Regions from separate parts of the Homo sapiens genome. Here region 1 is linked to region 2. A link is an interaction called in ENCODE POLR2A ChIA-PET data of the cell type or tissue named here. Cell type or tissue: IMR-90. All regions are shown on one strand.

Region 1 (5,000 bases), 100 kb after region 2:
TCTCTCCCTCATTATTTCTGTTCTTTCTCTTCATAATTATTTCCATATCCATATTGTATATCCTTCAGTATGATTGCCTCTCAGTTTTTTCAATCTGCTTTCCTCTGATGAGCTTGTCCTCCACCCACAACCATAGATACAATGCCTTAAGCATACTGACTGGTTTTTACTTTAAATTCATTACCATTACCTTTAGCTCTCTGGCAATCCAACTGTATCTCCCTAGACTATTCACCCTCCCACTCTCCTAGATGCTGCTCTTCTCCTCTCCAATCTCCAGTGCATTTTTTCCATTCTCATTCTCAAATGAAACAGAAACAATCAGAAGTAATTTCATATATTCCCACTACTCCATCTTCAAGGTTACCAGTATCCATGACCATTTCCCTGCTTTTCCTCCTGATATGATAGACAGACTCTCTGTACCTTTACCTAAGAGCAAGTCATACACACGTGTTTCTCAACCAGGAGTGATTTTTTCCCTCAAAGGGCAAACGTCTAGATACATTTTTGGTTGTTACAACTCAATGAGAGGGAGCAGGTGATTATGGCATTTAGTAGGTAGAGGGCAGAGATGCTGCTAAACATCCTACAATATACAGAAGAGCCCCCTCAACAAAGAATTGTCTGGTCGAGGGTCCAGGAAGTCAGTAGTGCCAAGGCAAAGAAACCCTGTACTGAAACCTGCCCCTCCCCAGCACCTCTCCCCTTCCTCCTTTACATCCCCAAGTTTTCTTCTTATCGAATCATTTCTACCTTCATACAATTGTACTGTTGATATTTCCTATTTTAAAAATATTTTTCTCATTGCCATATTTCCTTCTAGCTACCTCCTGCCTTTCTCTGATCCCCATAAACAACAAAATTCATGAATGAGTGAGAGAATTTTCTGCTCTAGAAATCACCAAATCTTTTCTTCCTGCTCTCTCTTGAGCTCAGAGAGTTCAACCAAACTTTCTCATCACTCACAATAATAGTATGTCATGTTGTCAAATTTAATGGTCAGTTCTTCTCATCTGACAAGTATTAACATTTAGCATGATTGATCACTTCCTGCTTCTTGAAATAATTTCTTCTCTTGGTTGCTGGCCACCTCTCTCAGTTTGTCTCTTACCTCACTGGCTGGGGATTTTCAGTGTCTTGCTTTCATTTTATTCATGGCTTAACTTTAAAATATTTTGATCTCTTTTCTAACTATACTAGTTTCCTGGGTGACCTCATCTAGTCTCATGGCTTTAAATTTCATCTATATGCTGATGGCTTCTGAATTTATATTTCTAGGATCAACTTCTCTCTAACTCCAGACTTTTATAATCAACACCTATTTAACATTGTCACGTGTTTACCTAATAGATAGCCAAAACAGAACTCCTAATTTTATCCCCCAGACCTATTCTTACAGCAATCTGTCCTTTCTAAGTTAATGGACCCATTCTGCAAAGTAGCTTAATTCAAAACACTTGGTGTCATTCCTATCTTCCTCTGTTTCTTTTGTACTGTACACTTTCTATCTATCAGCCACTCCTGCTGCTCTGTCTTCAACATGTATCCAATATCCAACCTTTCAATCCCCTCCAATGCAAATGCGTCAGTCAAAGCTGCATTCTCTTAGGACTGGATTATTTCAATAGTTTCCTAATAGTACTTCTGGCTTTCACCCTTGTGTCCTGTACAGTCTATCCTCTACCCAACTCCAGAGAGATCATTTTGAAAATTAATTCAGACCATGTAATTTTGCTCAGAACCCTTCATTGGCTTCCCTTATCTTTCAGAATAAAATTTGCAATCCTTGCCATTATCTATAAGATCACACATGATAATGATCACTGTTTCCTTTGACCTCTTCTTGTACCAGTCTTGTTCTCTCTCACTCTTTGCCAATCACATTGGCTTCCTTGTTCTTTCTGGACTACATCAAGCATGTTTTTTTTTTTTTTTTTTTTCCCAGAACATTTTTTCTCTCCATAGCTGTGCAACTTGCTTCCTCACTTTCCATTTTTCTGTTGAATGGCAATTTATTAAAAATGCCTCCCTTGACCACCAGTTGTTATTTAACAACACTTCCTCCTCCCACCTGATATCTCCATCCTGCTTACTATGAAAAATATTCTATTCTATTCTATTCTATTCTATTCTATTCTATTCTATTCTATTCTATTCTATTAAGACAGGGTCTTGCTATGTCACCCAGGCTGAGTTCAGGGACACGGTCATGGCTCACTGCAGCCTCAACCGTCTGGGTTCAAGCAACCCTCCCACTTCAGCCTCTCAAGTAGCTGAGACTACAGGCATGTGCCACCATGCCTGGCTATTTTTTTTTATTTTTTATAGAGACGGGGCCATGCTATGTTGCCCAGCTGGTCTTGAACTCCTGCATACAAGCAGTCCTCCTGCCTGGGCCTCACAAAGGGCTGGGATTACAGACGTGAGCCACTGTGCCAGGCCAAATTTTTTTTAAGTGGTTCATTTATCATTTGCCTCGCTCTATTGGAATTTAGTTCATAAAGGTCATGGTTGTTTTGTTGTTATTGTTATTTATTATCAAATCTCTAGCACCCAGAATCATACCTGGGTACTATTATTTTAGTAAACACTTTTAATACATTTAAAAAATTTTGTCATTACAAGTTGAAAACTTTTTTCATGATGATTTTAAAAACGTCACCTTTAAAATTATTATTGTCTCAGAAAACTTATCGTAAGGTACCGAAATTAAACTCTGCTTTGTGACTCAACCCTCCCCTGAGCAGGTCTGACACTTTTGGAATACTATCCTCCTTGAGGACTACCTTCTTGTGTGAGACAATTTGTCATGGCAAACATAATAAAATATTGATGGAATTCCATCATATTGAATTAAAATGTCTGCACATTGTACTGTTACATAGTGTCAGGGCAGAACCCAAACCCTGCATTGCAGGAGTCCTTAGTGACTTGCTATTTTTTAGAAGTTTAATGCAGCAATCAGGCATCAGTAAATATTTACTCAGTTGAATCATATGACAGAATTACTTTACAATCATTTGTAATTAAACATCTTGATATATGGTCTTAACATGGCTATAGAATTGGAGCTCTAACAACATGTTCAATCTCTGATTTCTAGGCTAAGAACTCTGGGTTCTTAGAGTATTTGTGGATGCCCAAGGGCTCCTTTTGGATTATTGTCCCCTGAGTGGAAAAAGAGCAAAGCATCAACAATAAATGAAAAATAAAATATCATTAAGGTTCATTTCTCTTTGTTTTCCACTCTCCATGGTGGCTGCAGTGTATCACCTGCCTTCTGGCATATAAGCTCTGGGTGACTCTCATGTCTGCTGGAGTACTGCAGGCTTCCCTGTCATCATGGTATGATCCTCCCAAGCCAATTTGGGGCTGCAGGCCACCACTTCCACTCTCATCACGTTCCCTGTTTGTGCTTGTTTGCGGGGTACCTATCATCCTGCTATGACAGTCTGTCCTGTCCTGCTTCTTTATCCCCATGTCACCGTCTCTGCAATTTCTCTGCTATCACTAGTTCCTGAACTCTGGTTACTGACAGCTTGCCAACAGCACACTCTGTGCCCTTGTCATCTCTAGCCCATCACACCTGCTGCTGCCACCTGCTCCGGTACCTTGCCAACATCTCCCCTACTGCCTTCAATGCCGGCCATGCGCCTTCAGGAGGAGAAAGGACTTTTTCTAATCAGTGGCTGCTGCTGGACAGTGACACACTAAACAGTGACATCTGGGAAATATCAAGTCATCTGTCCTTGAGATGGTGTATACTCTTATTGTTGCCAAGATATTTTACCATCAAATTCTGGGGTCTGTGGTGTTTACTGTTCTAATACCTTCTTTTCCTGGCTAAGACCTGCAGCCTCTATTAAAATAAATTCTAACCTTTAGTTTAAACTATTCCATTGTCTTGTTTTCAAAGTCTTCTCCTTTGATTGGCATACCAAAATTTAGTTATGGGGGAGGGAGGGAGGAATATGTGGTGGTTAAAAGTTTAGTTCCAGCATCACTGATATTATCTAAGATAATAGAAATATATCAAAACAAAGAGCTCTCTATTATGTTTACAGGTATGCCTGAGTTAAGCATTTACATGTTAACATGAATATTAAGTTGGTAAATAATCTGTAAAAGATAACTAATTAGGATATTGGTAACTGTATTACACACTTCTAGGTAAATAATGTGTCCCATAATATTCTATTTTTCCAAAGTGCGAAGGAGAAGATGGAGATGTGTGTGTGAAAGAGAGAGAGAGAAAATGGGAGAATATTTTGGGATTAATGTAAATTTTCTATTTATATCAATATAAATTAAAACAAAATTGTTTTTAAAATGTATATCTATAAAATAACAGATTAGTGGAGATCCATAGATAAATGGAAATCAAAATATATTAATGTTCTATAGAAACAATAAATTATAGTGTAAGTATGAAGATGATTAATAGAAAGGTTATTTCCAATGCACAGCCTCCAAAATAGTAAAATAACTTATTAATAAGGCAGTCTATGTCATTAATGAGTAGCTCTAATGCTAGAAAAATTATACTAAGCCAAAAGCTACTTTCCTTTACACTAGTTCTACGTTCTGAGTGACACAAAATAGTCTAATCTCATTTGCAAAGCTCGTTAAATAATTGAAGACACTTTTATGAAATTATAAAATCTAGAAGAGCCATGTTGCTTTAGAAGTGAGGAGTCAAGAGTTTCATGCATTGCTCAAGGGGTTTGTGGAGAGCTTTTTGAGGAGGATTCTGGCAATACATATTGTAATATAAAATATACATAAACTTTGACCCATCTATCCCAGTTTTAGGAATCTATGCCACAGAAATACAATCATTGGTACAATTGAATGTACCAATGTATATTAATGCATTGTAAACAAATGGTAAAAAGTTATTGGAAACAACTTGAATAATTATAAAATGTATATATATTTATTCTATGTAACTCTATTGAACAGAAGGCAAGTATTTAAGAAAGAGAACTATATCCATA
Region 2 (5,000 bases):
AGTCCAGTTATTTTAAACACATGAACTCAAATCGTAGAGAAATTCCTGAGTTTCCAAGTGGTTTTAAGCAGAGATTTTTCTGATATTAGCTAATATCCCCTAGATGAGAATTAATTGATTTGCTTAAGAGAGAAAAATATTGAGAAATATTTCTGTGTTTTGCGGAGATAAATCTGTTGGATGTTCACTGCCTTGTCTCAATAATAACTAAACAATATGATGTGACAGATGTTTCAGAAACTCATGTAATAATTATACATCTCCATTTTTAACTTCTCAATTCATGAAGCTATTGGCCCTGAGGAGATGCTTTTTACCTCTGTTTCTGGTGAACACCAAAGGATAGTAAATGAGAATTTATTAATATCCAGCTTAAACAGCTAGAGATAAATCCAATAAACATTATTTTTTCTTGAGTAACAACTTAAATGCGTACTATAAGAGTTTATTAAGTTCTTTTTGGAAATTCTACTTTTATCAGGTACTATCTCTCTAAGAAATTAGTTTCATACATCTACTCTATGCTGAATCTTTCAAATAAAAATTCTTTTGATTTATTCTTTCTTTTACCTCTTTTACAATAATTACCTGGTTTTTACATACAAAACAAAATTTTTAACAATTTTGAAGATTTTGGCTTTATTTTCTCTCAAACTTCGCCATTCCATTTTGGAGTTTAAATCTTTTTAGTTTACACTTAATGTGGCAGCATGGCCCTTCTTCCTGGTTGTTTCAGATGTCTTACCCCTTTTGCTTTCCTTTTCATCGTATTCTTGAATATAGGGATCAGAACTGTGAATAACAGACACATCTGCACTTTGATTTTCTGTAAGAGGACATTGTGTTCTATTTTGTTTCCTTTCCCTTTCTTGTGATTGTCAGAATTCCATCAGCCTTTAATGAACTCCTCCCTGTCCTCATAGAAGAGTTCACAATGATCCCTGTGCTGTAATAGATAACTCCAAGACCATTACTCTGCCGGTATAGTTTGGATTATTTTTTTTCTAAGTGCATTGGCTCATTATTTTATCTTTGTCCCTTTTGTGACTCATATATCAATTTTCCGTCCATGAACGTAGCTTCGTGAAGTCTTTCTGCAGTTTATTTCCATCAGCTTGGCATTTTCATTAACCAGAAGAGCTTAAGGTCACTGGCAAACTTGGGAACTTCAATGTGAACATTTTCTTTTCCACAGTTTATGAAAATGTTAATAAAAGCAGCTTCTGAACCCATCCCTGATACTAAATTATTCAATAGATCACTAAAATAAAACAATTTATGGGGAAGAATTAAACCTTACATGTATTATTTCAGTGTATAACACAGTTTTGAATTAATGTGATTTAGAAAATGGATGAACTAAATCAACTGTTGTAGAAGGTGAAACAATATTTAAAGAGACCTTTAACTTTCCACATTGAGACCCTGTAGAAAATTGCTACCTTTCTCAACAAAAGACAAAAAAGGGACAATCTCCACAGTAGTGAATTTGAGATTCCTCTTGTAGATTCCTTTACTCTTAAACTACTACCACAACAGATCATGTAAGTGCTATGGTCTCTTAAAATTAAGAACCAGTTGTGAATATCAAATCTTTTACTTAATATCCATGAGCACAATAGAGAACAAACTAGAACATTTCAACAAGATTTTATTTAATGCCAGAGGATAACAAAACAAAAATATGCACAGAAAAACCTGGACTTAGAGAATCTGGCCTACAAATTACAACTTTTTTTTCTAGAGCTTAAGTTCCTCATCCCATCCAAATTCTGACTGGCCTCCAAGAAAGAGGTTCTTGTTAATATCCACCCCTAAATAACTTAAGTTTTCACATTCAGTTTCCTCCCTGGGGACTGCCCTCAAAGTCAGTGCAATATAAAGAAAATTTTGACCGGATCGGTGGAGAGATGGATAGGTAGTAGACACATACATACATATATAGATACATAGATAAATAGATTAAAATAAATTAGATATCTAAAAATAGATATAGATTAAAACAAAAATACAGACATACAGATATATCTGACAGTTCTGGAATTTGAAAGCATTGCAAATGATTGTTTAGTTATACCAAGCCAACAGTTAAGCCACATATTGATGGGATGAATGTGGCAAATGTTTTTCTTCTTTTTAATATTTTCTGAATCATACTTGGAGCAGATGCTTTGTAAGCCTTGTACCACATCCTGTCAGTTCACATGAGGGTTTCAGCTGCAGCTGTGGTGGAAAGACAGATCTTGTGCAAGCTGCAGGCATCTTTACCTGTCTCAAACTTCTGCTCTTGCCACCCCACCTTTCTTCATTATGCTGCCACAGGAGGCAGCCCAGAAGTTGGGGGAAGTTAACCCTCCACCAATTGAGGAGAGTCAATAGAAAAAGGACCCTGTCCCCTGTCCTCCCAGTCTCCTGGTCCTTTGGAGTGATAATTGTGAGTGCATTTTACATGGCTCCTGAGAGGATCCCCAGTAGGATCAAGCTCCAGTTGTACATACCAACACAATAATACATCACTTACCAACTTTCCATCATTTCTTGCCTCATTCTCCTCATTTTAAGCCATGATTCCTCCCCACCACTACCAAATAAACTGACATAATTCAAAGTTATGTCTCAGATTCTGCCTAAGGAAACCCAAATTAATACAGTATCTGTATATCAGATTGAACAACACACTTCTCATTAAACAGTACATTTTACCACCTGAAAAAAATGACAAATTATCATAATAGCATTTAGCAATGATAACCATGGGTATCATGAACGCCATTAACAAATAAAAGAAAAACAGTGTTCACCCATTAAGAATGATATTGTAAGGAGCTGAAATCATAGAATGATGGAAAGTATAACACAGTTCTGCCAAAGTTGTGAAAATATGTGCTTGTTGTGGTAAAAAAAAAAAATGCAAATCTAACTCTAGATATAAAATTGTGGAAGGGGAACTATATTCATGACGAGAAGTTACATAACATCACAATAGTCGTCATTTGTGAGTAACTACATTCAAATCAGAAAAGCCTTGTAAATTTTAAGCTATGTTCTTATGGTTTAAAGGTACAACAATGTTGGGATGGGAGTAATAAACAGCACCCTCTTTCATAGCCTCATTTTGGACTAATTAAGAAGAATCAAGCAGACAGAAATTTAAATATCCCTTTTATTACTTTGAATGCCCCACAGGTTAGGGCCTTTTCTCATATTTACTCATTCAGTCACAGAAAAACTGGCTACCGTAAGCATCCCGAAGTGGAAGGTTTGCCCTGTAAAACTTATGCCAGGAGGAACCAAACTTCTCTGTGCAGCTAGATCGCAAAAGAAATAAGAGATGTGAGGACTAAAATACACCTTCCTAGTTCCTCCTTCCAAACTCAGCTTTTAAAGAAGTCACTCTTTCTTCTGTAATGAGGAGTAAGGAAGAGGATCATGAATGTCACCATGGGAAGAGGCCATGAATGTCATACTAGTTAGTACTCTCCATGTAGAATGAGACTCAGGCCTGGGGAAAGAGCAAGCTGTCAGCCCCCAGCAGACTGGACAGTGGTTGCTATGGATCTGTCACCAGATGAATTATCCCACAATCTCCTACAACTCTCAGCATTTTCTACTTCTAGTTTCTCTACAGAAAAGAAAGTATTTGTTTCTTAAAGTGGGTTTGGTCGGGCACAGTGGCATTCACCTATGGCCCCAGCTACTCTGAAGGCTAAGGCTGAAGGATTATTTGAGCCCAGGAGTTAGAGGTTATGTTACACTATGATTGTGCCTGTCAATAGCTACTGAACTCCAGCCTGGGCAACATAGCGAGATCTTGTCTTTAAAAGTAAACAAACAAATAAATAAATAAAATCTACATTTTAAAAGTGGATTGAGTCTTTACAACATAGGGATGTCCAGGGAGCTTTAATGTATCAATAAGAGTATCCTTAATGTCCAATTTACTTATCTAATTAAAACATTGAACATGTAATAGTCTTTCAAGCATTAAAAATTATCATTCCTGTAAATATCTACACTGTATTTACATAATTAATAAATCAACATTTATCCAAATATTTGAACATTGACTACAAACTTATTTACTTGTATTACTGTAAAATTCAATTTAAAACAAATCTACTATATTATAATCTCCTGATAATGCTTTAAACTCCTTAATAGACAAAGCACATGCTCAAAATAACAATAATTTGAATTTATTATTGCATTTATACAAAAACCAAAAAATTTAAAGCATTTCAAATTTTTTCTGGAATTTAAAATCCACATTTTATTTCTTTATTAGCTCTCTTCTTATTCTATTGCTTGTGCTTATTCTTATCTATGGGTTAGAGTGAGGTTAGCAGACAAAACTTCCTAGCACAAATCTTAACAGACACAAACGAAAAAGAGTTCTATTTCTAGCCTAAGCAGCTAATTCTGCACTATCTGTCAATAGATTCCTGATTGGGATATGGGCCAAATATACACCTAAACTTCATTTCCCTAACATTATCATTCTTGGTGTACTAATTACTATTGCTGCATAACAAATTATTCTTGAAACTTAATGGCTTAAAACAAAACTATTATCTCACAGTTTCTGTGGGTCAGAAATCTGGGGACAGCTAAGCTGGGTCCAAGATAAATTTCCAATTATATCTCATTATAATTAGTAGAGTCATCAAGAAGTCTCATGTCCTAGGAGATAAAGGGTAAATCATGTGAAGATGAAGTTCCTCTGTAAGACACTTACCTCAGTATATACACTTAAACTCTCTTTCTATGTGGTTATTGAGAATTTGACTAGTGGTGTTGATTATGGGTAGCCACCAGTACTGATCAGTACTTTTTGTTTATTCCTATTTTTCCAGGAACCATTTGTTTCACACATTGTTCTCTGTATTACTCATATTTACCCAGAGAGAAAAATACGTCACCATAATTTGTAAAATTCATACGTTTAATGGAAGGAGCAAAACTGTTCTCTACTTATTAAAATTATTTTTGAAACATAATCC

What was found. ChIA-PET counts read pairs that join two places held together with the same protein. Peaks named below come from ENCODE experiments on the same cell type or tissue, not always from the same donor. Only the 100,000 strongest peaks of a DNase experiment are listed, where the experiment ranks them.
Region 1: POLR2A ChIA-PET joins it to region 2 with 5 read pairs; 2 of 35 experiments call an interaction of 5 or more read pairs at or near these places.

What each region holds. Positions count from the first base shown.
Region 1 is chr4:80,240,143-80,245,142 of GRCh38, forward strand. The region is part of intron 1 of LOC124900725 (a long non-coding RNA gene); the gene reads left to right. Among named protein-coding and RNA genes, the nearest start is that of FGF5, 24 kb to the right of the region's middle. In IMR-90, no CTCF peak of the experiment used is centred here; no DNase peak of the experiment used is centred here; H3K27ac peaks cover 704 bases.
Region 2 is chr4:80,136,911-80,141,910 of GRCh38, forward strand. No RefSeq gene overlaps it. Among named protein-coding and RNA genes, the nearest start is that of PRDM8-AS1, 58 kb to the right of the region's middle. In IMR-90, no CTCF peak of the experiment used is centred here; a DNase peak (open chromatin) is centred at 2,191.